Linked DNA regions of Mus musculus: region 1 is linked to region 2. The links are chromatin loops, found by intact Hi-C in ENCODE. Cell type or tissue: heart. All regions are shown on one strand. Each heading gives the region's core, and the rest is flanking DNA. Links, peaks and the distances in the headings are about the cores only.

Region 1 (16,720 bases), core at 7,940-12,939, 75 kb before region 2:
ACTAGCAAATTATTTCTTCTCTTAAATGCCCTGTCTGAAATTAAAGTACTGTCCTCTACCTTACCGTGCATGGTTCTGATGCATTCAAAACCCTGAAAATCCCATAATTTAATCGTCATATCTGCTGAACAGGAAGCCAGAAGCTTGCCACTGTGGTCAAAGGAAATGTCCTGTACAGAGTCTGTATGGCCCTTGAGAGTTCGCTCAAAATCTCCAGTCTCATAATCCCACACCTGTCAAGTGAATAAAAAAAAAAAATGGTTAACACCAATCCATCACTTCCTCATTTCACAATTGACTAATTTCCAAAATAACAAATAATCTATGTTAGAAATATCAAATCTTCAAGTACAAAGTGGCTTTTCTCTACAGAGAAAAATTGATGCTCCAACTATTCAAGAAAACCTTCAGTATTACATTTGTTAAGTATCTACCACTTAATTATACTAATGAGAAGTTACAGAAAGTCAGCATACACTAGTTGATAGTACTAGGCATACATGCAAAAAGATGTGTTAGGAGCATTGTATGTAGAACAGTGGACTGACTTAAGGTCTCAATTTTACTAGAGTATTAAGAGTTCAGATACTAAGAGGACTAAGGAGAAATCATAAACTATAAACTATCCCTGAATCAAGTGCTCATGATTAACCAAAACACCTTTTCCAAGACAGGATTCCTCTGTGTAGCCTTGGCTGTCCTGGAATGAACTTTGAAGACCAGGCTGGCCTATAACTGAGAAATTCACCTGCCTCTACCTATGGAGTGCTAGGATTAAAGGTGTGTGCTACCACACCCAGCTTTAAAAAGTCTCATTCTTAGAAGACATTTTTTTTCCTTTTCCATTTTTTATTAGGTATTTAGCTCATTTACATTTCCAATGCTATACCAAAAGTCCCCCATACCCACCCACCCCCACTCCCCTACCCACCCACTCCCCCTTTTTGGCCCTGCCGTCCCCCTGTACTGGGGCCTTAGAAGACATTTTTAGTAAAACAGAAATTATGAATTAACATGAATGAATATTACAGATATCACTCAGGAATACTCTTTGCTCTGGTGGCCAAATCATAGTCTGTTATAAATAATTTTTAAAAATAATGATTTTTGCACTTGTTTCACATGCAACAAGTATTAGGTTCAATTCAATCTCTAACAACTCAGGAAAACATTAAAAATCCAAACAAAAACAACAGCCACAAACAGAAATAGAAAGAAAAAAAATTGAATACTGATTCCGTGCTCTAAACTCAGTTTAGACCACTCTACCTACAGTGGGCACAATTTTAAATGTCATAGGGAATACACACACACACACACACACACACACACAAAAATTTGGAGAAATAGATAATATTTTAAAAAAATGCCTAGGCAATACATTAAAGAGCCACCATAAAGGATCTGAGAACCAAACACTGATCCTCTGTAAGAACAGCAAGTGCTTTTAATGGCTAAGCCATCTTCTCCAGCCCACATTTTAAAAACTTAATCTAAATAGTCAACGTAAGACTGATTAACTAGGCCTGGTGGTTCATGCCTTTAATCCCAGGACTCAGGAGTCAGAGGTAGGCAGGTAGACTGCTTTGAGATCTAAGTCAGCTTGGTGTACAAAGAAAATCCAAGACAGCCAGGGCTTGTTACAGAGAAACCATGTCTCAAAAAAATGAAACCAAAATAAACAGATCCCAGAAGACAAAAAATATATATATAAATAAATGAAACCAAAATAAAAAAATTGAAAGAACTGATGAGCAAATATAAAAACTATAAGTAAATTCTAGTATGTATACAATATGAAAGATACAGATTTATCTTTTTTTGGGGGGGTTATTTTTTATTTTTTTATTTTTTGGTTTTTCGAGACAGGGTTTCTCTGTATAGCCCTGGCTGTCCTGGAACTAACTTTGTAGACCAGGCTGGCCTCAAACTCAGAAATCCAACCTGCTGCCTGCCCCTGCCTTCCAAGTGCTGGGATTAAAGGCGTGCGCCACCACGCCTGGCCCAGATTTATATCTTTTTTTTTTTTTTTTTTAAAAGATTTATTTATTATTATTATATCTAAGTACACTGTAGCTGTCTTCAGATACACCAGAAGAGGGCATCAGATCTCATTACAGATGGTTGTGAGCCACCATGTGGTTGCTGGGATTTGAACTCAGGACCTTCGGAAGAGAAGTCGGTGCTCTTAACCACTGAGCCATCTCTCCAGCCCCAGATTTATATCTTATACCACAACAATGTAAAGTATTTTTCTTAATTTTATTTTTGTTGTTTTGAGACAAAGTCTCATTATCTAGATCATGTTGGCCTTAAACTGAGATGTTTGCCTCTGCCTCATAAGAGATAGAACTAAAGGTGTACAGTATGTGCCCAGCCAGAATTTTTTTTTGTTTTTTGTTTTTTGTTTTTTTTTAAAGCAGTCTTGCTAGTAGCTTAAGCTATTTCATGAACCATCTGTTTCACTTTGGAGTGCTGGGCACATTATCACGATAAGCTCTAAACAAATAAAACCTTTAACTTCAATCATATATTCAAGCATATCTACATGAAAGCGATAACTGTGTGTTTAATTCTGTGCTTGCTTAGCTAGATTTATCCCGAAGTATATCAGGGGGTTATTTTTATTTTATGAGACAGGGCTTCAGGTAGCCTAGGCTAACCTCAAATTTGCTATATAGCTGCTAATGAACTTGAATTCATTCTTTCTTATTTATTTAGTTATTTATTTAATGTATAGGAGTACAACATTGCTCTCTTCAGACACACCAGAAAAGGGCATCAGATCCCATTACAGATATAGTTGTGAGCCACCATGTGCTTGCTGGGAATTGAACTCAGGACCACTGGAAGAACAGTCTGTGCTCTTAACCACTGAGCCACCTCCTTATTTTCAAAATTTTCAAAATCTTTTCTGTCACCTAACTTACATCAAGTCTGCCTTTCAGAGAAATTTACCTTACTTTAATCACATCATTTACTAGGCAAAGGTAGGAGAATTTCTCTGAGTTCAAAGTCAGTCTGACAGTCAAGACTACATAGAAAAAAAGATCATGTCTCTCAAAACAAAACAAAATTAAAACAAAAACCAAAAAAACAAAAACCACAAAACAAAAAGCAAAATGAACAAATGAAAAGAACTTGCCTTAATTGTAGCATCCTCTGAAGCAGAGACCATAACACTGAACACAGGATGGAAAATGACTCGAGTAACTGGACTCCTATGACCACTCAATGCGTATTTCTCAGGTGGACGGGGAATCCATTCTTTTGGGTCCCGTTTCTGACCAAGAGGACCACCCGACGTAAATTCTTCTTTTGCTTCATTTAGTTTTGATTCTAATTCCATTACCTTGAGAGGGAACATGAAGTTAAACAAAGTTGTGTTTTATAATATATTTGGGTTTTTTTCCCTTTTAGGTAGGCTGTGACTATGAAGCTTACGGTAGTCCAGAACTTAGGATCTTCCTGTCTCAGTTCCCACAGGCTGGAGTTACTATGCCCAGCTGGAACTAATCCACCCAGACAACTTTCATTTACATTTATTAATAAAGATGATCATAACACTTACCTTGCTTGATTTACGCCTGTAATTTTTAGAGTTTTTTCCCCTATACCACAGTTTATTATTTATCCTACAGGTAGTAATATTCACAACAAAAGCTAATATTTACTGAGCATCTACTAGGTGTTAGTTCTTGTCCACAAGCTTGGTATAGTTGGGCTCACATTAGAACAATGTTGTCTACTCTAACTTTGTCTGTGAAGAGTATTTTAGAAATGGAATAGTATGTTACTTTCATCTTATATATTAAAGAAACAAACAAACAAACAAAAAACAAACCAAAAACCTCAGAGATGAGACTGACTCATGTAAGACACATAGTGATCTTTTTTCAGTTACAACTAAGTTATAACTTCCGAGGCATTGGTTCTCAACCTTTCTAACACTTTGACCATACACATCCTTGTATTGTGGTGACCCCCAATTATAAAATTACTTTTGTTGCTACTTCATAAGTGTAATTTTCCTACTGTTAATGAATTATAATGTAAATATCTGATAATACAAAAAGTATCTAATGTTTAACCCCAAAGGGGTGCAGTGCAACACACAATGAGAAGCACTGTTCTAAGAACATAAATGATGTCTTAAGTATCAACTTCTTAGTAAAGACAATGCAGGTCTAATCTCTAGGCAGTATAACCTATGTGCACCAATAATGAACTTAAAACCAATGTTTTCATGAAGCAAAAGAAAATGTTTTGTTTCCCCAAGATCAAACATGAGTATCAGCAGATTAGCAATTTATGGCAATATTTTCAGAAAATTTGTTAAGTACACATTGAATAAACTGACTTAAGAAGACCTAGTTACCTTTTTTTGTAATCTAATAACAGATGTCCATTTTTTTTCCAAAAGACCAGCATACTTCTTATCTAATTCTTCATTCTAGGAGAAAAAGTAAGATTTAAAAAAAAAAAAAATGGCTTAACCATGACATCTTTAAAACATTATTAAATATTTGATTATATAAAAAAGTGGGAAAATTAAGCTCAAAACTAAGTAAATCACAACAAATGGCAAAATTCGAATAGCTGAATTGACCTAACTACTGAACCTTAAGTAAAACTTAACCCATTTACTATACTATGAATAATTAGAAGACTGATAATTATAAAGTCAAGCATACCATATCTAGTTCAGCTTCCTTTTTAAAAACGGAATATGCCTCTTCATAGCCATTTGAACGAAGATAATCTGCTATAGCTCGATTTCTGAAAGAAAAAATTCAAGTGAGTCCTAAACATATCTCATTTCTATTTGAGGAACTACACTTATTAAAATCTTTAGGGGGGGGGTAGTGGTGGTCCAAGACAGTTTCTCTGTGTAACCCTGGCTGCCCTGGAACTCACTATGTAAACCAGGCTAACCTCAAACTCAAGAGATCCACCTGCCTTTGCCTCCTGAGGTGTGTGGTGATGCATGCCTTTAATCCCAGCACTTGGGAGGCAGAGGCAGAGGCAGGCGAATTTCTAAGTTCAAGGCTAGCCTGGTCTACAGAGTGAGTTCCAGGACAGCCAGGGGTACACAGAGAAACCCTGTCTTGAACCACCCCCCCAAAAAAGAGTAGTAAATTATATAAATATTTCTGGAAATAAGATGGACACACTTCCAAAACTTCAAAAACATTTAGGTATTGTCATAATTTATCTGTTTTATTTTTGAGCATCTTTTCTCTTTTCTTATTTTCAGAGATGCAAGGGGCTGAACTCAGAACACTGTACATGCTAGGTAAGTAACCCATCTCTAAACTCTAGTCCCAGCCTCTGACATTTTATAAGTTTCTCACTTACTTTAATCCCGAGTGCTGGGATTAAAGGCGTGCGCCACCACTGCCCAGCTCTAGATATATTTCTTTTTTTTTTTTAAAGATTTATTTATTTATTACATGTAAGTACACTGTAGCTGTCTTCAGACACACCAGAAGAGGGCGTCAGATCTCGTTACAGATGGTTGTGAGCCACCATGTGGTTGCTGGGATTTGAACTCTGGACCTTTGGAAGAGCAGTCGGGTGCTCTTACCCACTGAGCCATCTCACCAGCCCTCTAGATATATTTCTATACCTAGATATCAATTGGTTAAAGTAACCATCAGTTTTTCTAGTGTTGACATTCACCTTCTCTTAATAGTTAGTTGATAAACATACTCAAACATCGGAGATTAGAACTGAGTTTTGCATAGAAATGTTTTAAATAAAACTCTACTAAGAATACAAAGAGAAGACTCAGTGGTTATCATCTCCTTGCTGTACAAGCATATAAGTTGGAGTTTCTGTCCCAGCACTCAGGTAAAGGCTGAGTGTCCTATGTCAAGTCTGTACATCATTTAGCATAAGGGAGGTGGAAAGTGCCTGTCTGAGGCTTGCTGGCTTCCTGACTAGCTAAAATATTCTAGCTCAAGGTTCAGAAAGTAACCTTGCTATTCAAAAGGAACAGGTAGAGTGTTGTCTCCAGGCAGATACTCACACATGCACCATAAAAATATATCTCAGGCCCATCACTCCCCACCCCAAAGAAAACCTATAGTAAATATTTTAGTATTAGAAATGCAGTGGTGGTGCATGCCTTTAAATCCTAGCACTAAAGAGGCTAAGACAGGATGATCTGGAGTTTAAGGCCACCCCAGGCTACATAGTGAGTTCAAAGCCAGTTTGAACCAAAGACCTTATTTTAAAAAGATGCCAGGCAATGGAGGTACATGCTTTTAGTCCCAGGACTCAGGAAGCAGAAACATGCAGATCTCCGAGTTTGAGGCCAGCTTGATATACAGAGTGAGTCCTAGGACAGCTAGGGCTAAAGAGAAACTGCTTTGAGACCCTGCCTCCCCAAAACAAACAAAAGAAATAACGTCTTAGAATGACATTTAGAATTATACTTTAAAGGCAGCAAAGCTGAAGTGGCTTGAAATGTATTTTTATACTTCTCTTTCATTCTGTCATAACAATATTGGCAAGCATCCCTGCTCTCCTATTTCAACATTTCCCAATTACTCTGAGCCTTTCTTTATTCACAGTTATAGAAAAGGTTGATTTAGGATTCCTCTGTAAGACTTTAAACTAACTTGAGTAATTTAAAAGCTTAAACCATGAGTTAAATAAAACTTAAATATACATACAATAACAGTATCATTACATCCTTTAGCCAATTTTATTTTTTCTTTTCTTTTGAAAAACAGTCTTTGTGTCTTGGCCAGCCTTGAATTTACAGAGATATGGCCACCCTGCCATATCTCTGAGCGTTGGGATTAAAGACATGTGCAACCATGCCTGGCCCTCTCTGCTTTTATAAGCCAGGGTTTTGTAAATCCCAGGTTGGTCAGAAACTACTTAAGTAGGACGGTCGTACCTTGAACTTCTGATCCTAGAGGCATGAGCCACCATACCTAGCCAATGTAAGGCACTAGAAATCAAATCCAAGGATTTGTGTATGATACTGCCCTAGCCCTACTCAATAGGGCCATATGTGCCACTGATCTCCAATATTTTAACATAGGCAATCACTATTGTGACTTACATGTTTTCAGAGATAATCCACCTAAAACCTATAATGTTTTTAGATTCTGTTTTTGTTTTTTTCCTTTCTTTTTCTGAGACAAGGTCAAACTACAAAGTCCTTGTTGGCTTGGAACAACTCATTTAGTTTTAAATTCTATTTCCATAAGAGACAACATGAAGTCAAATGAAGAATCATTCTATAAAATAATTGCTTCTTTTTTCCTTTTAAAACAGGAGCTCACTATGAAGCTTAGAGTTACCCAGTACTTATGATCCTGTCCCAGCCTGCCAAGTACTGGGGTTACTATACTGAAATTTAACTATTCCACTCAAAGACAATTTCCATACATTTCCTAACAGAGATGAAGAGTAATAAAGTTATTTCATGTATTATCCTTGTCTGTGTATGTGGGGTAAGGTCAGGTGGGTGAAAGTAAAAAGACAATTTTTGGGGACCTGGATCTGAACTCCCAACATTTTGGTGCAGCAGGCACTTTTACCCACTGAATCACTGAGCCAGACCTCCAATAAGAATGGGACAGCACAGGTAGGACAAGTTCCAGTCCAATGTGGCAGGGCCTATGAAATCTAACAAAGAGTTATATGATCACCCCTCATGATCAAATGTCATCATAATTAATCATAATTCAAAAAGGTGGTTCACAATTCAACTATGAGTGAGTCTTCAGTTAGAGAAAGGGTGCCACTGAACCTCAGAACCTGTAAGCCAGCCCCAACTAAATGTCCTTTACAAGAGTTGCCTTGGTCATGGTGTCTCTTTACAGTATTAGAAGCCCCAATTAATATAGGCAAGCTGCAGTGAGATCCAGATTCAGTTAAAAGATCCTGTGTCTCACAAAATAGAAATGGCTTAGTGGGGAAGAACACTTGTGCAAATATGAAGAGCTGAGTTTGAATTCTCTGCACCCAATAAAAAGTAGGCATGGCTACATGTGTGCTTGTAATCACATTGTTTTGGGACAGAGATGGGCAGATCCCAGGAGTGAGCTAGCCAGTGAGAGAGGGAAACACGTGATATTCTATTCTATTCTATGTGAAGATATATGAATGCAAAATATACACATACACTAAAAAGTAAAAGGAAAAAAACCTGGAAAATGATTAAGAAAGACACCTAACAATTCACCTCTGGCTTCCACATACATAATAGAAAAAAATAAATAAAAATGACAAAATGGGGGTAGGGTGAGGTAAAGAGAGGACCCAGATTAGATTCTCAGCACCTACATGGTAACACACAATTTGTCCCATAAAAACCTGACAACCTTTCTGATAATCTATAGGTACAATGCATGTACACAATGCACAGTCATACACATAAGACAAAATACTTATACACATATTAAAAAAAGATTAAAAATATGTTCTCTGCTAATAAAAATCAAATTTTAAACAGTAAAACATTATAAAGAACATCAAAAGTAAAAAAATTTTTAAAAAAGGAAGTTTAATAAAAGTAATAGGGTTTTTTTAGTTTGGTTTTTGAAGACAGGGTTTCTCTGTGTAACATGTCTTGGCAGTCCTGAACTCCCTTTAACAGACCAAGCTGACCTCAAACTCAGAGATCTGCTTGCCTCTGCCTCCAAAGTGCTGGGATTAAAAATTGTGTACCACCACACCCAGTGAAAGTATGTTTTTAGAAGATTCATTATCAGAAGTATACAGGCATAACTAAACACAGGAAGATTTTGACAGCACAATTAAGCTATAAATAAAGGAAAGATCATTTTAGGACTCGAAGACTTCAAGTCATATCCCATCCCCCTTTTTTGAGACAGGGTTTCTTTGTATAGCCCTGGCACTCAATTCCTGCTTCTACCTCAGAATGCTGGGATTAAAGGTGTGTACCACCACAGCTTGGAACATCTTCTAAATATAGGTTCCATTTGTTGACAGAACTGGTTTTTTGTTGCTCTGTTTTATCAGTGATAGTTTTGTTTCTGAGACAAGCCCTGGCTGTTTTGGAACTCACTATACAAACCAGGTTAGCCTCGGACTCAACAGTATTCCTGACTCCTGAGCACTGAATATAAGGGTGTGTGCCACCAGGTTTGACCTTCTGAATTTTCTTGAACCTATTAATTTTCCTTACAGAAGCCAGTCGATGGTGGCGCATGCCTTTAATCCCAGCACTTGGGAGGCAGAGACAGGCAGATTTCTGAGTTTGAGGCCAGCCTGGTCTACAGAGTGAGTTCCAGGGCAGCCAGGGCTACACAGAGAAACCCTGTCTCGAAAAACCAAAAAAAATAAGTTTCCTTACAGAGTGTCACAATGCTTAACTAATTGAACAATTTTTACCCCGAATGAACACGATACATGTTCAGTATCATCTATAACACAAGTTAAAACTGACACACACTTTAAGACTGGTCGAGACACAAAATATGGTTGCTGTAGGGTTATCTGAGCAATCATTTGTGCAATGTGATTGCTAGAAATGGAACTCGGAGCAGCCAGTGCTCTTAACCACTGAGCTATCTCTCTAGCCAGTAAGGCACTTCTGAAGGATGACTCTTAAAGAAACATGGGAAGAGCATAGCTTTCACCCAGATGCTGCAGTCTGGCCTCCACAGGGACCAGGTACACACACCTATGCGCGCGCGCACATGCACGCACACGCGCACGCACACACACACAGAGTACGTAGCATACACACAGGCACCAATACCCATACACATAAAATATAAATAAACACACATACACAAAACCTAAGCAGACCTCCAATGATACAAAAATACATATACATAGAGCTAGTTATTATAACATTACTTTTAATGTCCCAAAAATGGATGACTGGTTAAAAAAAACAAAAGCAAACCAAAACCCTAAGCTATATATACAATAGAATATTATGTTCATCTCTTTACATACATACACATATACACATAAACATGCATACACACATACATGCAGGGAACATGAAATCTCTTTGAACTGATATGAAGTAGTTCTAGAACATGTTAAGTGAAAAAAAGGGAAGCCTAAAAAAGCACATACATATAAGGGGCTTAGTGGTTTTAAGTATACACTGTTCCTTCAGAAGAGAGTCCAGTTCCCAGTACCTATCAGTTCTCTCTAATAACCCCAGCTCCAAGAACATGATTGTACCCAGAACTACTCTCAACCAACAAACAAAACAAAACAAAATGGAGCTGGAAACACAGCACAGCAGCTAAGAATATTAACAAAGGAACCTGGTTCCATGCTCAGCACCCAGATGGCAGTCACAACCTTCCGTATTTCCACTTTTGGGGAATCTAAGTCCCTGCTGGGCATGAGGCATACACATAGTACACAAATACAAAAACTCCATATACATAAAATTTTAAAAATAAGCAAAGCAAAAAAAAAAAACAAAAACAAAACCAAAACACAGGCACACGAAATATGTTTAATAAAGGAATATGGAAATACACTAGTTTCTCTGACTGCTCTTCCAGAGGTCCTGAGTTCAAATACCAGCAACCACATGGTGGCTCACAACCATCTGTAACGAGATCTGACGCCCTCTTTCTGGTGTGTCTGAAGACAGCTACAGTGTACTTACATATAATTAATAAATAAATCTTTAAAAAATAAAAAGAAAGAAGGAACCATGTACATACAGGATGGAATTATAAGAACCATGATATCCTGAATTATAAAAGATGTTTATGTGTGCATATACCTGTCAGTGTTTTGTTGTTTTATTTTTGTCTTTTTTTAATGTGTGAGTGTTCCAAATGTATGTATGCCTGCATGCCAACAGAGAGATCAGATCCCATTAGAGATGGTTGTGAGCCATCATGTGGTTGCTGGGAATTGAACTCAGGACCTCTGGAAGATGTGCTTGCTCTCAACCGCTGAGACATCTCTCCAGCCCCTTATCATTGTTTTTTTGTTTCTTTTTTGTTTTTTTTAAAGATTAATTGATTGATTATATGTAAGTACACTGTAGCTGTCTTCAGATACTCCAGAAGAGGGCATCAGATTTTTTGTTACGGATGGTTGTGAGCCACCATGTGGTTGCTGGGATTTTAACTCAGGAACCTTCAGAAGAGCAGTCCGCACTTTTAACCACTGAGCCATCCTTCCAGCCCCTATCAGTGATTTTTAACCACTGGGCATTGGCAATATCCAGACACTTTTGTTGTGGCACATAATAGGTAGCAGATAGATATGCTGCCCAGTGTCTTTCTCAATCATATATACCAAGAATTTTTTGTTTGTTTTCCTTTTTTTTTTTTTCCCCCCCCCGGGACAGGGTTTCTCTGTGTAGCCCTGACAGTCCTGCTGGAACTCACTCTGTAGACCAGGCTTGCCTCCAACTCAAGAAATCCACCTGCCTCTGCCTCCCAAGTACTGTTTTCCAAGACAGGGTTTCTCTGTGTGTAACATTACTCGCTGTCCTAGAACTCACTTCATAGACCAAGCTGGTCTCGAACTCAAGAGATCCACCTGGCTCTGCCTTCCAAATTAAAGGTGTGTGTGCTTCTGATGTTAGAGGCATTGGATCCTCTGGAGTTGGAATTACAATGAGTTGTAAGCCACACCACTTGGATTTTAGGGACACAGGTCCTTAGCAAGAATAAACACTTCACACTCAGTAACCACTGAGCCAACTCTCTTACCCCCTTTTTCTTTTTTAATAAAAGACTTTCTTGGTTTGGATTTATCTATTCTTTCTTCTTGATTTGTGTAAGTGGGACATTTAGGAACATGCATATATTTCTTGTTCCTTATCGACAGTTCCCCCTAGATTTAATGTCCAATGACGATTCTTCGCTTAAACCATTCTTTACTGATAAACGATAAAGAGACACTATGGCAAAGTAAAGGATTATTTTTTAATAACATCCTAGATTAAAACAAACAAGCTAGGGAGATAGCTCAGTGAGAAAACTGCTTGCCATCCAAGTCTTAGGACCTGAGTTCAGATCCCCTACACTTATATACAAGATCTAGATTTGGGGGGCTGTAGAGATGGCTCAACCATCTGCTCCTCTGAAGGTCGTGAGTTCAAATCCCAGCAACCACATGATGGCTCACAACCATTTGTAATGAGATCCGATGCCCTCTTCTGGGATGTCTGAAGACAGCTACAGTGTACTTAAATATAATAAATAAATAAATCTAAAAAACAAAACAAAACCCAAAGAAATAAAGAGCTAGATTTGGTGGCAGTGTTGAGATGCCTAGCCAGCCAGCCTTGTCGAATTGCTCAGTAATAGTAATAAGATACTATCTCAAAAAATAAAATTGCAGAATAACAGTGGCATAACTATGCAACCCCCCCACACACACATGCACACAAATATGTATACATGCACACATCATATAATTACATAAAATTAAGTAATTACTCTACTGTTCTGCTTTTTTGAGATAGTGTAGCTCTGGATAGCCTGGAACTCACTATGTAGACCAGGTTGACCTCAAATTCAGTGACCCACATATCTCTGTTTCTTTTTGTTTGTTTGTTTGTTTTTTGAGACAGGCTTTCTCTGTATAGCCCTGGCTGTCCTGGAACTCACTTTGTAGACCAGGCTGGCCTCAAACTCAGAAATCTGCCTGCCTCTGCCTCCCAAGTGCTGGGATTAAAGGCGTGCGCCATCACGCCCTGCTCATATCTCTGTTTCTTGAATTCTAGGATTAAAGATCTATACAAACCATACCTGGTAAAACTGACTTTTTTTTTTAAATTAGAAGAGCTACCTATAGCAGTGCGTATCTTCCTTTGAGTATAATAAATCTTAAGAGAATTTTAAAAGGGATAAAACTTACCAACTAATCAGTCACTTTGCTTTAAAATCAAACATGACAAATAATTCCTTGCTGGGGCTGGAGAGATAGCTCAGCAGTAAAGAGCACTGACTGCTCTTTCAAAGATCCTGACTTCAACTCCCATCAACCACACACACACACACGTATGCATGTATGTATGTATGAAGTAATTCCTTGCTAAAAGACAGTCCAAATTTGAAGGCAAGACAGTGTCAACAATAATATAGCAGATGCTGGTAAAAATACTTTAAACTTGGGACTTCCCAAGACTGCATTGTATTTTGCTACTGCTGGGCACTGGTGACACGCGCCTTTAATCCCAGCATTTGAGAGACAGAGGCAGGCAGATTTCTGAGTTCGAGGCCAGCCGGGTCTACAGAGTGAGTTTCAGGACAGCCAGAGTTACACAGAGAAACCCTGTCTCCAAAAACCAAACAAACAAACAAAAACAAAAACCAGTTTCGTTCCCACCCTGGTTTTTCTCCCATCTTTTGTGATAAGATTTCAGGTAGCCCAGGACTAGCCATGAACTTCCAAGGCTGAAGATGATGGATGGGCTTGTCTTTACCACCCTAAGCCTAGTTAATCATGCCTAGTTTATAAGAGGTTTCTAAATAGCAGAAAACAGAAACTTACAGTTCATCTCGTTGTCTCTGGGACAGCACCATTTTGGCTGTAATGTCAAGCTTATTTGATATAGTGGTATGTCCCTCCAGAAAAATCAAAAGTTGTGATCCCTGGATTTGAATTAAATATGCCACTATGTGGCTTCCACAGAGGGAAAAATGATTCTTTTTTTCAAGTGAATCCAATCAGCAACCAGTCAACAAGTAAGGTTCATTCCACCTAAAAAGAAAGAAAAAAATAAAATTATTCCCCTCACTTAAAATTTTATTATTTCTAAACTATTAATTGTAGAACATATTTGCATTATAATGCTAATTAATGTGTATATTAGATGATATAGTCAACCTACAGTTTAAAAAACAAATTAGTCAATGCTAAAGTAAGTCCCTATCTCAAAAAAAAAAAAAAAAAAAAAAAACCCAAACCAACCAAACCAAAAAAACCCAAAAACTGCTATGTAGAACAGGCATCCTCCTGGCCCCGTAAGTGTTTCAGACATAGGTAGTATCCCCAAACCCAGCCATATTTTACGTAGTTAAAACTACTACTTTCAATGATCTAATGATGCAAAACAGTACTTTTGTTGCTGTTTTTGAGCTGGGGGGTCTAACAAGGTAGCCCTGGTTGCCTAACATGCTTAACAATCCTCCTGCCTCAGCTTCTAATACTAGGTTTACAGACATGCACCAACACACCCAGCAACATAGCAATAATTTAAATTTAACAAATTTACCTGTCTACTTTCTATTATTAATATATAGCTGCTGTAGAAAATTCCAATTCTACTTAAAGATTAAAATTTCTTTTAATTTATTTTATTTTTGGAGTCAGGGTCTCATTACATCATAGCCCTGGTTGACCTAAACAATAGCAATCCTCCTACTGAGGATGGAACATCTTTACAGTTCAAAAAGAATCACAGACATGCTTTTCAGAAATATTACTGAACAATGAATGAACCTATAGGAAATAGGCAGTAATGAGAGATAGCTCAGTAGAAAAGGCACTTTGCTGCAAGGCCTAACAACCTAAATCCCTGGGAGCCACATGGTAGATAATCAAATTTCTGCAAGTTTTCTGATCTTCAGAGGTTGAGTACACACAAGCATTCAATTTAATTAAAAAATAAAATTAGATCTTTAGATTTAACATAGTTAAACTGCTTATCTAGCCTAGACAAGGCTCTGAATTCAATAGCTAGCTAGAATGGGAGAGAGGAAGAAAGGCGAACTGTGTCTAGTATGTGTAACTGCTCAAGTGAGTATATGAGTAAGTATGCCATGTCTATTTGAGTGACAATCCAAATATAGAGTGTCTATGTGTATAAGAGACAGTTATATGAAAGTACATGGTGGGGGCTGGAGAGATGGCTCAGCAGCTAAGAGCATCAACTGCTCTTCCAGAGGACCTGAGTTCAATTCCCATCAACCACATGGTGGCTCACATCTGTAATGGGATCTAAAGCCCTCTTCTGAAGAGGGCAGTGGTGGTATATAAGTATACAGTGTCTGCATGTGTGAGTATATAAGAATATATGGGCATTGTGGAAGGGTGATGACTACAAGTGAGGATGAGAAAAAGCAATTAAGGAAGTAAAAGCAAAGGAACATCACAGACACCAAAATAGTTGGCTGCATTCAGCATGAAGTTCACTGATAACCTTGTTGAGAATGGTTTTGGTCAAATGTTAAAAAAATGGCTTAACACGACAGTATTAATATTAAAAAAAACAACAAAAACAAAATAGAAAATAGAGCCCAAGCTGGCCTGGCAACCCTTCCACCTCAGCCTACCAGGTACTGGATTACAGGAATACATCAACATGCCTGGCTAGAAAACAATGTTTAAATGGATAAGAAAGAGTAAAGATGATACCATAAAAATTTTATAGGTAAATATAAGCATTTGTTTTCTCTGCCAGTTAAGATGACTAAACATTGATGTGAAAAAATAGACACAAAAGAAACAACAACAACAACAAAATTATAAAGAATTTTTTGTTTGTTAGAGACAAGATATGTAGTCCTAACTGTCCTGGAACTCACTATGTAGACCAGCCTGGCCTCACAGAGATATGCCTGCCTCTGCATCCCAACTGCCAAGATTAAAGGCGTGCACTACCACTACCTGGCTAGTTTTAAAGAATTTTAATTTCAATATAAGCAAAATACTCCCAGCTTTAATTGTAGATACTCTAAAAAAGGGCTACTATAATAACAGACAAACAGGATGTACAATTACACCTATATATTTTATACTAGTGTAGTGAAGAATACTGAAATATTGTTACTATAAAATCAATCTGATCAAGTCTCTGACTCTATCAACTTGTAGTAAGTAGAGGGCAGGGGAACAAATAGCCTTAGAAAGCAAATTACTTAGCTTCTTCAAGAAAAGAAAGATAGAAAAGGAACCTGAGGATTCAAAGACAAGTTGACTCAAACCTCCAATCACAGTATTCAAGAGGTTAAGAAAAGAATATCTTCACTAGCTGAAGTTAACTCCTGGCTAAATTATGAGTTTCAAGGCCAGTCTGGGTTGTCTCAAAAATAAATAAATCAAATAAAAGATAAAGAGATATTCACCAACTGCATTTTATGAACAATGTTTAGATCTCAATCCAAACAAACTATAAAATAAAGCAATGAGCGGACGCTTGGAAAAATCTGAATACTGATTAGAAAACTGATTATTAAAAAATTACAAAATTCACTAACTATTCTCTTAGTTTTATCTGATTAGGTATTTTGCATATAAAGTCTTTTAAAAGTACAACTGTGATGTAGCTCCATGGCAGACAAATCTTATGGCAGACAAATCTCTCTCTCTCTCTCTCTCTCTCTCTCACACACACACACACACACACACACACACACACACACACACACACACACACATAAAGTTCTTACCACCACAAATATATCAGAAGAGTAATAGAGGAAAGAAAGGGAATGAGATTTAGATGCAATAAAAATGGTTAGACATGATCATTATTGGTATATAATTCTAAAACACAGAACTCATTAATATATACTACCACTCAGAGTACAGGTGTATTTCTAAATAAGCCATTTTATCCAATTACCTTCACACAGACTTAGGTTACATGGGAGAATATGGATTTAAGGCCAGCCTGGGTTTTTTCCCTCCACCAAGAATCACTTCTACCATTCTCAAGTGTAGTAGCTCCCAAATTAAAGCAAAGAGCTGAAAGTAGAAGTGCTATAGATTTGATTATCAAAGTAGGTTT
Region 2 (16,720 bases), core at 4,475-9,474:
CCGAGCTACAGTCCCAGCCCCAGAAATGTGTGCATTACTTTAAGGATGGTTTGACCCATGACCTGAAGAGACTGGAGAGAAAGGAGAACGTACACAGGATTGTACAGGCCCCTGCTTAACTCTGTCCTCTGAGGCTCTAAGTTAGTCACCAGTTAGCTCATTCTTCCCGCCTGGCAGGTAAACAATGGGTGACATCATGGACATGGTGAGCCAAGTGATGGTGGACCTGATGAATGTGAGGCTTTGTCTATGGGGAAGAGAGGGATCCTCTGTAGCTGAGTAAGTCATCAGTTCTCAAAGTGCGATTCTGGGATCAGCAAATCTCACCACTGCTTGCTAAGAATGCAGTTTGGCTGGGTGCGGCTTTGATCCCAGCACTCTGGCGGTAGTGAGTTCGAGGCCAGCCAGAGTTACATAATAAGACATGCCTCACTCCCACACAAAAACAAAAAACAAAAAAGAAGGAATTTGACTTGTTTGATCCTACCCCAGAGGTCCTGCAATAACATCTGAGACCAGGGCTGACACGGGGTGCTTCAGCAAACCTGACAGGGTTAAGCTCAAATCTGATGACTGTACTCTTTTGTGTACTTTATTTATTATGTGTTTAACTTGATTGCAACTTTGTGTATGTGTGTCTATGTGTGCGTGCATGAGCACACATGCATGTGTTAGGGGTAGGTAGCTAAGGTGAGTATAGGGAGGTCAGAAAACAACTTGGTGCAGATAGTTCTGCCTCCTTCCACCCTTACATGGGCTTCAGGCTTTTACAGCAAATACTTTACTTTCCTGGGCTTGGCTATCCTCTAAGCCAAGTAACCACCATCTTTGGGAGCTCATCTGTGCCCCCTGCAGGATTCTCCCAGCTGGGCTTGTTCATAGTCGTACACCTCCACCTGGAAGGATGGGGAAGGGTCATGATACCCTGGCTTGAGTCTCCTCAAGACCTCCCTGTCACTTGTATGCAACAAGTGATGGTTGTGCCTTATTGTGTGTGGGCTCTAGGAGAAGCCGGGACACTGTGGGTGGAGGATGCTCCATTTTTTCCTTATGAGACAGTGCTTGGGGATGGAGAGATGGCTCAGAGGTTAAGAGCACTGACTGCTCTTCTGGAGGTCCTGAGTTCAATTCCCAGCAACCACATGGTGGCTCACAACCATTACAGGAGGGGTCTGATGCCCTCTTCTGGTGTGTCTGATAGCAACAGTGTACTCACATACCTGAGACAGCGCTCATCCTTGGGATGAGATGCTCCCTGTAATTCAGGGTTGTCATGAATTCACTATGCAGCCCTGGCTGACCTTGAACTTGAGACTTTCCTGCCTCTGCCTCCAGAATTCTGGGATTACAGGTATGAACCATTGAGCCTGTCTTAAAGATACTTTTTAAAAAGATTTATTCACTTCTTTTATATATATGAGTATCCCATTGCTCTCTTCAGACACACCAGAAGATGGCATTAGACAGATGGTTGTGAGCCACCATGTGGTTGGTGGGAATTGAACTCAGGTCCTCTGGAAGAGCAGTCGGTGCTCTTAACTGCTGAGCCATCGCTCTAGCCTGAAGACGATTTTTTTAAATTACATTTATTTATTTATTACTTACTTACTTACTTATTTGGGGGAGGGGAACGTACTACAGTACTATAGAACTACAGCGCAAGTGTGTAGGTCAGAGGACAACTTCTAGGAATCCATTCTCTTTTTCCCCCATGTCAGTCCTGGGGACTGAACTCAAGTTGTCAGGCTGGATTGCAAGGGCCTCAACCCTTTGAGCCATCTTGCTTGGCTCTTGGGACAAGTTTTTAATTAATTAATTAATTAATTAAATTATTTATTGAGACAGGTTTTCTCTGTATAGCCCTGGCTGTGCTGGGATTAAAGGTGTGTGCCACCACTACCCTGCTCCAGATGAGTTTTTAAATTTTCTGTTGTCCCATATTTTATCTCCTTGTCTCTAAATGCCTATTAGACAACAAGATGAAGTACAGAGTTCAGTACTCTAGTGGGTGCAGGAAAAGCACCTGAGACCAAAGCAGCCTTTCTTGCTTTTTTAAAAAATACTGAAATATGTAGCCCAAAGGATACATGATATGTATGCATAGATCATAGGCCGATTAACAGACAGCTATAAGGCTAATACTGAAGACCATGAACACAACCAATACTCTAGAGCCCTTGTTCCCTGCCTTAAACACCATTTGGAATTGGTCCCATAACTTTTGCTTTTCTTTATATTTTTCACACATACACACAGATTCCCAAGCAGTACGTTTTTCTACTTTGCTCATCTTGTAATTTAACATAAATGAATTTATTGTAGAATTTGTTTCTAAGGTTTATCCATGTAGTATGTATGTATTCATTCATTTGAGCATTCTATTGTTCTGTTGTACCACAATTTATCTACCTGTCCAAAGGTATGAGTATTCTTTATGGATTTTTTTTTTTTAGCTTGATAAGTAGTGCTAAGAGCATCCTGGATGTTTGGGCTTCCCTGAGCCCATGGGTAAGAGTTGTCTCTCAGCCAGGCGTGGTGTGGTGGTGCACGCCTTTAATCCCAGCACTCGGGAGGCAGAGGCAGGCAGATTTCTGAGTTTGAGGCCAGCCTGGTCTACAAAGTGAGTTCCAGGACAGCCAGGCTATACAGAGAAACCCTGTCTCAAAAAAACAAAAATAAATAAAAAAAAGAAAAAAAAAAGAAAAAAAAAAGAGTTGTCTCTCTGGTACACACACACACACACACACACACACACACACTCATGTATATACCCTGGAATGGGATTATGGGGGGGGGGGTAATTACTTTTCAGAGATGATGGACTGATGTTCCCAGCAATGTTCCTGTTGCAACATTTACTCCTACGGTCTTAGTGTCCCTTCCACCTCCCACAGCATCCCTAGTTTTGGTTATCTCTGCTGGTGACCCTGGGGCAGCTCTTTCTCAGTCAGAGCCTCGACCTTTAAATGCCCTATTGAATCGGTAGAGGTGGTTTTCTGTGCCCCAGTATCCCTAACTGAACAAAAGTAAGTACCCGGGACAGAAGGGAATGCCAGTCATGAGGTCTTCTCATGTGACCATCAGAGCTACAGGATCCTCCTGTGGATTTGGTACTTCTGCTCCACCCCAGAGTGCACCCCAAAGCCTTGTCTCCTGCTCCACCCCAGAGTGCACCCCAAAGCCTTGTCTCCTGGGCTGACAGAGGATAGCTAATTAACTTTTCCCCCATCCTCGTCCCTCCCCAGGGCCTTTCCTGCTTCTCAAGTGATCACAGTTGCCTCTACTCTCTGTCTGTTTCTTGAAGTGTGGTCTACATGACAGAAACAGTTACCCAGAGAGTGTAGCTCTGTCAGAGTCTCATAGGGTGCTGGGAGCAGAGCACATTCTCAGATGCTCTCATACTGACTCAGGACTCTCAGGGCTGCTGCTCTGGAGATTTCTGCATAATGAGTTCCCCAGGTGACACGCGCAGGCGCACATTCCGATTTGGGAGCTGCTGCTCTGGGGATTGTTAGAACAGAAGCCAGGCCAAGGTCATCTCCAGGCAGTTTCAGTCACCCTTCCAACAGCTCTTCCAAGAATGAGACAACCTCTATCTACTGCTGTTGCCTCTCCTAGGGCAATAAGGACAGAGAAACTGAAAAGACCTGATTGTCAATACAAGCCTGTTCAGTTATAAAGTGGGAACATTTCCCAATGGAATACATTTTTTTTTCTCCTGAGACAGGGTTTCTCCCTGTGTGTAGCCCTGGTTGTTGTCCTGGAACTTGCTCAGTTGACCAGGCTGTCCTTGAACTCACAGAGATCCATCTACCTTTGCTTCCCAAGTGTTGGTATTATGTGTGCTACCATTGCCTAACTTATTTCTCTTTCAAATCTTTTTAAAAATTTATTTTAGGGGCTGAAGAGATGCTCGGCAGTGAAGAGCACTGACTGCTTTTCTAGAGAACTCCAGGTTCAATTTTTAGCACCTGAATTGCAGTTTGCAACTGTCTGTAACGCTAGTTCCAAGGCGGATCCCACACCCTCTTCTGGCCTTCAGGAGTATTGCATGCATGCGGCGTACAGACAAATGCAGCAAACACCCATACATACAAAAGTAATAGACAAAATACTCAAAAATATTCTTTTAAAGTTATCATTTTCTTTCTCTTTTTTTTTTTTTTTTTTTTTGGTTTTTCGAGACAGGGTTTCTCTGTGTAGCTCTGGCTGTTCTGGAACTCACTTTGTAGACCAGGCTGGCCTCGAACTCAGAAATCTACCTGTCTCTGCCTCTCAAGTGCTGGGACTAAAGGTGTGTGCCACCACGCCCAGCTTATCATTTTCATTTATGTGTGCAGGTGTTTTGGCTGCATGTATTTCTGTGCATCACTTGTGTGCCAGAGACAATGGGTCCCCTGCAGCTGGAATTACAGACAGGTCTGAGCTGTCCCATGGGTCCTGGAAATTGACTCTGGGTCCTTTGGAAGAGCAGACAGCGCTCATAACTGTGGAGCCACCTCTGCAGCCCCATTTTTCTAAAATATCTATTTTATTTTGAATTATATGTGTGTCTCTGTGTTCTGGTATATGCATGTGAGTATGGTGTCTGAGGAGGCAAGAAGAGGGTGTCAGACACCCTGGAGTGTCAGATACCGTGGAATGTGAGTTATAGGTGACTGTGAGCCACCTACCCACATCCACAAATCTATCAGGGTTTTTTTTTTCAAATCTTCAGTTACAAAAATCTTTAAACACTAATTTGTGTGAGTGTATGGCATAGGCGTGCATGTACACATTTGTGGAAACCAGAAGAGGCCATTGAATGGCCTCTATCGTTGTCTCCCTACTCCTTTGAGGCAAAGTCTGTCTGTGAGCGTGCAGCTTATACTTTTCTTTTCTTTAACGAATAAGCCCCAGGTGTGCCTTGCTCCTTATGTGGAGACTGGGGTCCAAATTCTGGTCTTCATGATTGTCCATCAAGTGTCTCGACAGCCCACATTTTATGGCTATGCTAATTTATCTACCCATAAATCTACACATCTATCTACCCATAAATCTATACATCTATCATAAATCTATACATCTATCTATCTATCTATCTATCCATAAATCTATACATCTATCTACCCATAAATCAATCTATCTATCTATCTATCTATCTATCTATCTATCTATCTATCTATCTATCTATCTATCTCTTCTTTGTGGTGTTAGTTTACACAGGCCTTTGCATTCTACCACTGATCTAGTGGTACACTGCCGCTTTGGCTTTTTGAGCAAGGTCTCATGTAGACCAGGGTGGCCTGGAACTTGATAGACAGTATAGGATGAACTCATACTCCAGCTTCAATATCCCAAATGCTTGGATTTACAGGCCTATAACACCATACTTAGGGTTAAATGAAGGAAAAATTGGGGGTAGGGCAATTGGGGGGGTATTAGCATAGCTAATAAAGTAGCCAAGGTCAGTGTGGTCTTGGTCCTGTTCTGCTTGGTCTGCAAGGTGGAGGGAAGCAACTGGGCTCCCTGAAGACAACTGTTCCTTCTGCAGCACATAGCTTCGTCTATGCAGGTAATTGCCCTCAGTGAGTACAGAGGAGGCATTCCCGTCCTTTGAGGCCTAGCATTGCTCTATAAAAGTATTTCTTGATCAGTCCTACTGTTCCAGGAATTCCAGGTGACTGACACAGACAATCTGAAAACACCCTTTGGCCAATCTGGAACAGAACATCGTACAAAACTGACAACGAAATGCCTATTGGTGGGGAGGCAGAGGCATTTCTGAGTTCAGATTTCTGAGTTCAAGGCCAGCCTGGTCTACAAAGTGAGTGCCAGGACAGCCAGGGCTACACAGAGAAACCCTGTCTCGAGCAAACAAACAAACAAACAAACGCACGCCAGGATTTTATCCTTTTGCTTCGTGAGTCCAGATTCAATGCTTTTTTTAGCCAAATCAGTTTCTTTAAAAAAAAAAAATAGAATTTAAAAAGAGGTTTACCTTTATGTGTATGGCTGTTTGCCTCCATGTTTGTGCACCACGTGCACGTGTGCCTTCCAGAGGGCACTTAGGGACTAGAGTTACAGCTGGTTTCGAGTCACCATATTGGGGCTGGGACTCGAACCTGGGTCTTTTGTTAGGGTAGCCATTTCCCCGTCCCCTATCCCACCCAAAACAGTTTCTAAGTACCAGTTATTTACCCATCTCACAGGTTTATCTGTAACTACTGTGTCATCACACAGATTTGCTGTGCACTTAAGTGTTAATTGCCATCAAACCCATCTAGCCTTCCTATTTCCTGTCCAAGACTAGATTTAGTACTATTTAGTAAGGCTGGGGAGAGCTGAAGAAAGCTACATTCAAAACAAAGGAAAACAAACGTTTACAACTTGGTGGGGTAGCCCATCCCTGTAATCCCAGCACCCAGAAAGGCCAGGGGAGGAGGGTAGTTCCAAGTTCCTGGCCGGGCTCCATCACATAGCTGCATGCCAGCGGACTAGTGAGGTCTTCTCCATCCGCTAACCTAAGAAGACTCCCGGCCGACCACACCCCCAAACCTGGGTGAAAACTCACCGCCGTCTCCAAGTATCGCGATAGTTCCTTCTTTCTTTAGGCTAAGTCAAAAGTCTCGCGAGAGTAGTCTGTCCAGTCACGGCGCGGATTGGCTGCGCAAGATGGCGGCGCGCTTGGAGCGTAGCATCTGCGTTTCCAGGAGCTTGGCTGTGTGAGTGGTGTGGGCTTGGTGATTGCGGGCCTGTCCGCACTCCGTCCGCCTGCTCCATTGGCCTGCGAGGTGCGTGGTTCAAAAATCTCTTATCCGGTTGCGCACAAGGATCGCCTAAGAAGCGGCTCACCTGCTTTTCTCCTCCGGTTCTCGGATCCTTGGGGGCTTACCGCTGGGTCAGAAGCCGGGGACCCGGGCGGGTGTGCGCGAAGGCCGGCGGTAGGTGGGAGGAGCTGGAGGAGAGATGGCCTCGTCCCTCGCCTAGGCCAATGCTTAGAGAGCGCTGAAACCCAGGGGAAGAAGGTGTGGATGAGCCGGGGAAGTGGCGGAGGAGAAGTCAAGTTTGTGAGGTGGGGGCGTGAAGAGAAAACGGAAGTGTTGGGGTCTAGGTGGGAGACATCTGTTGAGTTTTCTGTTCCTCCTAAAAACTTAAAAAAAACAAACCCACAAAACAGTTTGTAGGTGTAGGTGTTTTGCCAGCCTGGACGTCTGTGCAGCACGTGCACAGTGCAGGCAGAGGCCAGAAGAGGGTTGTGTCATGGCACTAGGTGAGCAGCCATACGGGTGCTGGGAATCGAGCCCTGGTCCTTTGGAAGACCAGCTGGTGCTCTTGAACGCTGGTCTGTCTCTATTGCCTCCATAGTTTGACATCATAAAAGCCAAATTTAGAGTATCCTATAAGCTTCAGTTTTAGAAGAAATGATGTGTGAAGAGATAAAGGCCAAGAGAAACCCAGGAAACATGAAGTTTTAAAGAGGAAAGAAGGCTGGCCTAGAGGTCTTTTGGGTTTTGGACTCGCTCCGATGAGCCTTTTTTTGTTATTGTTGAGACTCAACTGGGCTGCCCATTCAGAAAGAGAATGCTGTGTGTGTCTCACACAGATGGAAAGTATTTCATAGTTATTTCCTTTATTTTCTTTGGTGTTGATGACTGAGCCCAGGCCTTGCACGTGCTAGACACATGCTCTGTCACTCGGAGCTAGATCTCCTGGTGACTTCATATTCTTCCCAGTCAACCAACAGTTGAGTGCCTCCCCTTACAGGCCCTATTTTGAGTATTGGGGTACAGCAGGGAACAAATATGTTCCCTCATGAAGTTTACTGGTAGGGAAGGTTTTTTTTTTAATTAAAGCAAATGTGTGGGGAATGCCAAGTGAGTAAATTTCAAAGACAGAAGGTGGGCGGGAGGCTGGAGAGATGGCTCAGTGGTTAAGAGCACTGACTCTTCTTCCTGAGGTCCTGAGTTCAATTCCCAGCACCCACATGGTGGCTCATGACCATCTGTAATGGGGTCTTATGCCCTCTTCTGCTGTGTCTGAAGACAGCTACAGTGTACTCATATACAAAAAATAAATAAAAGCTTAAAAAAAAGAAAAATAAAGTGTGCGTTCCAGTCACTGAATGTTTTAGTGACTTGCTCAAGAAGATATAAATAAGATGGCATTTGACCAAAGGCTTAAAGGTGGGGATATGTTCAGTGTCTGTACACTTCACTGGGGAGTGTAAGCCATGCCACCTGAGCGGCAGCAAGTGCCAGTCCAGTGTGGTGGTGCAAGCTGGAATCACAGCACTCAGAGGACATGGGATTCTAGACTACTAGCCTTGCCTACAGAGTGGGTTCCCAGTGAGCCTGGGCTACTGGAGACCTTGTCTAACAGCAAGAACAAAAAGACAAGTACAGCTAGTCCTGAGGCACTTGATTGGGCAATGGCTCTTAGGCCAGTGTGGGAGGAACAGAGTAAACTGGTGCTAGCAGACATTCACTTAACTTTGAGGAATGGGGTGGATAGGCAGATAGAAATCCAGAAGTTAGTCATCTCGGGTGTAGCAGTCCTTGATAGAGCACATGTGAGATACTGTGTTAAATTCCCAGTTGAAAAAAATTTTTTTAACAAAAGTTAAAGAATCAAACGGAGTGACTTTGTTGAGTATGTCTGTTATGACCTGAATGGATAGTGTAGAAAAATGAACGGAATTGGCCAAGGTTGTAATTGAACTTGGGTCACATGTTCAGAGTACGTGCCTGTAAACTCTGTCCTCTTTAATGTGCTGCAGAGTCCTAGTGCATCAGTATCTCTTGGACTTGTTAGAGAAGGGCCTACTTTTTGTCCGGCATTACATGGAAGAAAACCATTACCCTCTGATATTCTTGGGGCCTGGGGACTGCCCTTGGTTTATGCTTTTTACTCCTATGTCTGTAAGGGGCATTTGAATATTAGGGAATTAAAACTGCTATATAGTGAGCGTCTACCATTTTGTATGTGTGTGTGTGTAATCCTGGAGACTGAACCCAGGGCCTTGAGCATTGTGGGCAAGTGCTCTGCTAATAGCAATATCCCCTTAAGGGGTGGGCCAGCAAACTGGACTTACTTTGCTGCTATTTGTGTGTGTTTGTTTCTGAGGCAGGGTCTCGCATTGTAGCCAGACTGGCTGTGTAACCCAGACTTGTTACAAGCTTCTGCTGATCCTGCCTCTGCTTCTCCAGTACCGGTGTTACCAGCATGAGTGTTTTCCCCCAGCGCGGCCCCCCCTCCCCTGTGCTTTTGGCACTAAATATGCTGGTTTCCTCTTTATCTTTCTTACATCTCTTCTTCCCTCTCTTTAAAGATGGCTCTAAGCAAATCAATGCATGCAAGAAATAGATACAAGGACAAACCACCTGACTTCGCATATCTGGCATCTAAATATCCAGATTTTAAGCAGCATATTCAGATAAATCTGAATGGGAGAGTAAGGTAGGTAACTCCTTAGTTATTAATCTGTGTCATTCGAGTATGGTCTGGATGGATGTGATGTGGCAGGAGGCAAGCTGAAGTAGCAGAAGACCTGAATGTAGCCATATACATCTCATGAGAAGTCTCACGTGACTTTGGACAAATGGATTATCCACCTTGGGGGTCGATATTTTACATCTAACAAATGAGAAAATTGGAAAGTCTCTTAATGGCTAACTTCCTGCTTCTGCAACAGAGACGCCAGTGTAACCCAGGCTAGGACTGTGCTTTGTGTGATTCAATGCTTGGTGAATGTCACAGTCACCGACATTGAGGACAGTGCTAACCAGAATGCTAAAACTTCTGCCAAGGATGTAGCTTAGTTGATGCAGTTGACCTGGCATTTATGGAGCCCTATCTATAGCCATGAATAAACCAGGTGTGGTGGAGCACACAGCTGTGATGCCAGCCCTTGGGAGGTGGAGGCAGGAGGATCAGTTCAAGGGAATCCTTGGCTACATACTGAGTTTGAGTCTATCCTGGGTTATTTGAGACTTTCAAAACCAAAGAAGGCAGAAATTATGATAATATAAGAATGTGAGAAAATAAGTGTTATACCTGAGATTACAGATGCACATAAGACCATGCCAGGCTTGTCAACAAGTAATCTTAACCCACCCCAACATCTTTCTTCAGTCTTTTGCTTCAGTTGTGTATCAGCTGACTTCCTGCTACTGTAGCAAATAGCAATCATCTTAGGAAGAGAGAAGGCTGCACTGGCTCAGAGTGTTGGCGATTGTGCTCTAAGAGAAAGTGACTTTGTTGCTGAGGTAGTGTATCCTGACTAGAAGTGTCTCAGGAACAGTTCATAACTTAGGCATGGGGAACCAGAAGAGAAGGGACAGAATCCTAGCCCCTTTGGAGGCATGCCCTTAATGACTGAAAACACAAGGTCCTAATGCTTCCTAATTGTGCGAAGCTGGGGACTAAACCTTTGTTTTTTTCAATCTTTTGAGTTCAAGGCCAGCTTGGTCTACAGAGTGAGTTCCATGACATAGCTTCATGAATGCTGTACTGAAACCCTATCTCAAAAAAATAAAAACAAAAAAGCAAACAAACAAAAAAGCAATTCATAGTTCTGAGTGTTTATATTGGGGTTCTGGCATCAGCAGTTATTTATGTATTTAAATTTGGTATTTATGACTAAAGAAGAGTCCTCAGGAGCTGGAGAGATGGTTCAATGGTTGGAGCACTGGCTGCTTTTTCCAGAAGACCTGGGTTGGAATCCCAACACCTGTATGTTGGTTCACAATTGTCTGTAAACCCACCTCTGGCACTGCATGGGTGTAGTTTAGACATACATGCAGACAAAATGTCCATACATAAAATAAAGGAATAGTCCTGTGTCAGGGAAAGTTATTCTTGCATTTATCTGTATGTTGGTGGTGAGTAGGCTTTGTGCTTGCCATATTGAAGTCAGAGGACAACTTGCCAGAAGTTGGTCTCTCCTTCCACTTGGCTTCCTGGCATGGAACTGAGATCTTTTTGGTCAGGTTTGGTGGCAAACTCCTTTATCTTTCTGCCACCTTAAAATTCAGTCTTTTATTTTATTTTATTTTTTAAAATATTTTTATATGGATGGGTGTTTTGCTTACAAATATGTCTGCACCACATGTGTGTCTGGCACCCATGGCAGTCAGAAGAGCATCTGGCATCAGATCCTCTTAACTAGAGTTTCAGACAGTTGTGAGCTGCCATGTGGGTGCTAAGAGTTGAACCAGGGTCCCTCTGGAGGAGAAGCCAATGCTCTTTTTTTTTTTAAATAGATTTATTTATTATTATATATACATACACTGTTGCTGTCTTCAGACACACCAGAAGGGTTGTCAGATCTCATTATGGGTGGTTGTGAGCCACCATGTGGTTGTGCTGGGATTTGAACCCAGGACCTTCAGTAGAGCAGTCAGTGCTCTTACCTGCTGAGCCATCTCGCCAGCCTCGAAGCCAATGCTCTTAACCACTGAGCCATTTCTCCAGCCCCCCTTAATGGTTTGTATGATTTTACCCGTTTTTAATGCTATTGTGAATAGAGCTTATTATATGTATTAGTAAAGCTTACTTTTGGGTGGCAACTGCATTGTTTTCTATGTATAAGCCCCTCTCTTATCTGCCGTCATTAGGCTACCTCAGTAGCTGTCCATTTGACACCAAATGGAGAAAATCACTGACATACATGACTTTTACTGCTTTGTATAACTGTTTGTTTTAGAGTTGATTATTAAGTGTGTATATATGATGGAAGTTGTATGTGGAAGTTCAGAGGACAGCTTGGTGGAATTGGTTCTCTCCTTCCATCTTTGTGTGTACTGGGGAGCAAACCCAGGTCGTCAGGTACTTCACCCAAGGAGTTGTTTTCTGGCCCCAGATCTTTTAAGTTAGCTGTGTCTGTGTCATTTTTCCCTTCTCTCATGAGACAAAGTCTCTGTGTACCCCTGGCTGTCCTGAAACTTAGTACAAACTGTAGACCAGGCTGGCTTCCAACTCAGAGATCTTCCTGCCTCTGCCTCCTGAGTGCTAGATTAAAGGAATGTGCCACCATTACCTGGCTAGCTTGCCATTTAATTGTGTTAAAGAAAGTGTGCCTTTGATGAGGCTGGTATTCCTTTTAGCACCTCTAATAACGACAGACTTCACACCAGTGCTGTTGTCTCTTACGAGCACTTAAAATTCAAAATTAGTAGCTTTGCTTTCCAAATTTCTTCCTATGGATTTTCCAGTTTCAGTTCTTCAAAACTGATTATAGAAAAAGCCTCCCACCTCCATTAGGCAGGTGGTGACAGAGGCAGGCAAATCTCTGAGTTCAAGATCAGCCTGGTCTACAGAACGAGTTTTAGGACAGCCAGGGCTACACAGAGAAACACTGTCTTCAAAAGCCAAAAAAGGGAAGGAAGGAAGGCAGCCCTCCTTCTTCATAGGATAGTGTATCGATCATGGGCTCCTTATATTGCTTAATAAACTCAGTAGATGGCTTTAATTTTTTTTTTTGCCTTAAATATGCTCCCACATAACTAGTTTTTACAATTGAATCTGGGTTGAAAAGAATGTTTTTTTCATTTCTTCAGATTCTGCCCTGACAACATCAACATACATAGTCATGTATGTATAATGTATACAAATCCCCTCCAAACTAATCAGAGTGAGTGCCTTACTATTTGCCTCACTGTGTGTGTGTGTGTGTGTGTGTGTGTGTGTGTGTGTGTGTGTGTGTGAGAGAGTCTTCTTTACTTCGTAAATCTTTTTCACTCTGTATGGGGGAAGAGGAGAAGGGGCGTTTGGACTTGCTGTGTAGCCCAGGCTAGTATTAAACTAGCAATTATTCTGCCCCAGTGTCTTGGATCCTGAAATTACATATGTATCTGTCCATTCTTACTCATTTATTCACTCACTCATTCATTCACTTATTTATTTTAGCCCTGACTGGTTTCAAATTCACAGAGACCTGCCTGCCTCTGCCATTGCCTCCTAAGTAGTGGATTAAAAGTATGTGCCATCATGCCCAGCTTACCCTCTGTACATAAGCAAATCATATGGTCAGAATTGAATTTAAAGAGATAACATTTTCTTTTTCATTTGTTTTATGTGTGCACGTGCCTGACCTTACTGTACATGTGTGTGCTATGTGTGTGCAGGAGCCTCAAAGGTCAGAATAGGGCATTGGATCCCTAGGTACTGGAGTAAGTTATAGATGATTGTGAGCCACCAGCATGGAATTGAACCTGGGTCCTCTACAAGGAGAGCTAGTGCTCTTAACTGCTGAGCCATCTCTCTAGGTCATAAACAGATACCTTCTAAGAACATTGTAGAGAATGGATTGCAGAGTATTAAGGTAACTAGACAAAATGATTTTAGTATCCCAGATTAAGTATATTAGTGGGCTATCTAGGTGAAGGCAATAAATGAAACTCACAGAGATTCCCAAGTACAACTAGCTATATGTGGTAGAAATTAGGAAGAGAAGAGCCAGGTGTGGAGCTTGAGGGAAGGTGGTAGTGCCATTAACAAGAGTATAGACCAAGGGATAAGCTGATTTTAGGAAGATATTTTCAGTTGGGCATATAGGATCTGAGGGCCTTGGACTACCTGTGTAGAATATTTAATAGGCAGTGGACAATGAGTTCAAAGAAAGAGGCACAGTGATTGTGGGATCGTTGTTTCTGAAGGCGGAAGAGAAGTGAAGCAGGAGTACAGTGTATAGGAAACGGATGCAGTGGGTATGGAGAACTGTGCAGAGATGTGGATATATCTGAGAGTAATTGAGAAGTAACAGACAGAAAGAAAGGAAAGACAGCAAAGAACATTGAGGGGCCGGAGAGTTGACTGGTGGATAAAGGGGCCTGAGGACCTGAGTGTGATTGCCAGTGTTCCACATGGTGGAAGGAGAGTAAGCTCCCAAGCTCCCACAGATTGCCTTTTGACCTCCACATGAACACTGTGGCACATGCACACAATCAATATTTAAAAGCATTATGTAGCATTTTAATTATTTATACATGTAATTCTTCATATTGAGGAGCCTGAAAACAGTTGCTTAATTTGTGATGTAGGCTTAAATTATAAAGGGTTTTATGCTTGTGAGGCAAGCATTCTGCCACTGAGCTATTCCCCAATCCTGGGGAACATACCTCTGTGTGTGTGTGTGTGTGTGTGTGTGTGTGTGTGTGTGTGTGTGAGAGAGAGAGAGAGAGAGAGAGAGAGAGAGAGAGAATATTTTAGGTGTTTTGTTTTCAAGATAGAATTTCCGGTGTGCATTGTTGTTCTGTGCTGCAGCTCCCTCAAAGTCAAGCAGTGTGAAGTACTGACAGTGAGTGTTTCACATTTTCTCATGGAAATCTGTCCGTTTGTATTACACTTTGAATTGGACTTTTAGTTTTTTCTTCCTTTTTGGAGACTGATTTTCTCTGTGTAGCCCTGGCTGTTCTTGAACCCCGTCTGCAGAGACCTGGTTCAAGACCTTCTTATGCTTTCTGAGTGCTGGGCCTAAAGGCATGCAACACCACCACCTGGCTCAAAGTTGATCTAAAAGTAAATTATTTATGGGACTGGAGAGTTTGCTTCAGTGGTTAAGAGCACTTTACTGCTCTTACAGAGGACTTGGATTTGGTTCCCAGCACCTACTTGGTAGCTTACAACAGTCTAACTAATTTCAGATGATCTAATACCCCCTTTTGGTGTCTGAGGGCACTGTATACATGTGGTACAGTCATGCCTGCAGGAAAACACCCATACACACAAAACAAAAAAAATTTTGTAAACTAAGAGTATTTATTATCTTTAATCATTTGTGTGTGTGCCTGTACTTGAGTGCAGTCAGGTGCCATGGGATGTGTGAAGATCAGACAGGAACTAGTGGGAGTCTGTTTACCCTTTCTAGCATGTGGGTTCTGGGGTTCAAACTCAAATTCTTAGGCTTGGCAGCACCTGACTTTATATACTGAGCCATCTTGCCAGTCGTAGTGTTTATTTTACAATAGATATAAAGAACGTCCTCCCTGGCAGTGGGCAGAGAGACACCTTGTTGGTGGTGTTGCTCTTACCAGTCAGCGGCAGGACAGACAGTGGTCCTTCACTCTTCCTAGCTTGATGCCTCACTTGGTGGCCAAGCTGTTTCATGCCTGGGGCACATAAATTAAAAAAAAAAAAAACTTTCACAGAGGAAAGCAAATATGCGTGTAAAAAGAAGACATGGCTGTTGTTAACGTTTTTTCTTAAGTTTATATACTGTTGTATATGAGTGTGTATGTGTGTGTGGCATGGTGCATATGTGTAGGTCACAGAACTTTGAGGAGTTGACCAACTCCTCTGTGGCATCCAGGGATTGGATCAGGCTTGTGTGGCCAGCTTTTACTCTATCTCCGGTGAATGGGGAGCTGAGGATAGGGCACTCAGGGAAACTGTTTTCTCTAAAAATAACCATATTTGCTTTTGGTTATCTGATATATTTACTTACCGTTTTAATTTTTATTAGTGTACATGTGTGTGATGTGTGAGTGTTTGCAGGGGATTCTGTGGCATGGACACATTTATCTATTTATCTATCTATCTATCTATCTATCTATCTATCTATCTATCTATTTATTTAGGTTTTTTTGAGACAGGGTTTCTCTGTGTAGCCCTGGCTGTCCTGGAACTCACTTTGTAGACCAGGCTGGCCTTGAACTCAGAAATCCACCTGCCTCTACCTCCCGAGTGCTGGGACTAAAGGCATGCGCCACCATGCCTGGCGGACGGACACTTTTTTTAAAGGCAAGAGGATAAACACATACACTGGAGACAGGCTTGCTTTTTAAATGTCTACTACCTTTGTAAATTTTTGTTTAATTTTATTTTTTATGCTTATACCTGTGTGTATGTCTCTATGCCACATGTGTTCTGGTGTCACTGGAGGACAGAAGAGAGCTCAGATCTCCTGGAACTGGAGTTTCAGACAGTTGTGAACTGCCATCTGGGTGCTGGGACTCAAACCCAGGTGCTTGGAAGAGCATCCAGTGCTCTTAGCTACTGAGCTGTCTCCAGCCCCTCCAGAGGACAGCAGATGAGGGTCAGTTCTTTTCCCCCCCATCACTGATTGTGTGAAATTGAACTAGGTCATCAGGCTTGTGTGACAGATGCTTTCACCTGCTGAGCTATCTTGCTGGACAGTTTTTACAGGAAAAAGAACACACAGTTTATTATATGCTTCATGCGTAGGACTGTCAGTTTGGCCTATGCAGAAGGGATCTGCTATGTGTAGGTATAGGGCTGAGATGGCCACTGTTGACGATATGATCCTTGTCTCTGCTCTTTCCTATATCCCTCACTGCTTTGTTATAATGATATCAGACTGCTGCAATTTAATTTTAGGTTTTGTTTTTCATAGTACCCAACTCCATAGCAACAGCCTGCTGTTTGTGTGAGCTCTGTTAGTTGATCTTGAACATAGGTGAGATTAAAAACAAATTTTTGTTTTTAAACCAAAGACTGACAGTGAAGGTGGGTTGTAACTGGTCACCAGTGTTCTAGCATCTCGTCGATGATCCAGTGATGGAGAACAGTGTTGCAGCAGGGCTGACAGCTTTGATGTTCATTGACACATTTGAGCTCAGCTTCTTTGGTATTAGAATTATTGTTAGGTCATCCTTGTAGAGTGGAAATGCGTATTCTCAAACTCATTTCTAGAGATGATAACAAATAAAGTACTGTAGCCAGGTAGGAATCATTCTGGGGAAGCCAGGAGCCCGTTGACAATAGGCTGTTTTGTGAAGCT

What was found. Peaks named below come from ENCODE experiments on the same cell type or tissue, not always from the same donor. Only the 100,000 strongest peaks of a DNase experiment are listed, where the experiment ranks them.
Region 1: it touches region 2 in a loop (2.1-fold over the local background); 2 of 42 quality-filtered maps call a loop at or near these places.

What each region holds. Positions count from the first base shown.
Region 1 is chr11:74,685,832-74,702,551 of GRCm38, forward strand. Pafah1b1 (platelet-activating factor acetylhydrolase, isoform 1b, subunit 1) reads right to left here. Exons shown (of 11, transcript NM_013625.4): 2 at 13,480-13,689; 3 at 4,695-4,779; 4 at 4,379-4,453; 5 at 3,146-3,352; 6 at 65-233. The coding sequence starts at 13,511. Among named protein-coding and RNA genes, the nearest start is that of Pafah1b1, 30 kb to the right of the region's middle. In heart, for the core only: a CTCF peak has its summit at 11,064 (motif pointing right); no DNase peak of the experiment used is centred there.
Region 2 is chr11:74,764,212-74,780,931 of GRCm38, forward strand. It overlaps Mettl16 (methyltransferase like 16), which reads left to right and starts at 6,652. Exons shown (of 10, transcript NM_026197.3): 1 at 6,652-6,773; 2 at 9,311-9,438. The coding sequence starts at 9,311. It overlaps LOC115487898 (a small nucleolar RNA gene), which reads left to right and starts at 14,962; the gene lies at 14,962-15,102. In heart, for the core only: no CTCF peak of the experiment used is centred there; a DNase peak (open chromatin) is centred at 6,590; H3K4me3 peaks cover 1,893 bases; H3K27ac peaks cover 1,536 bases.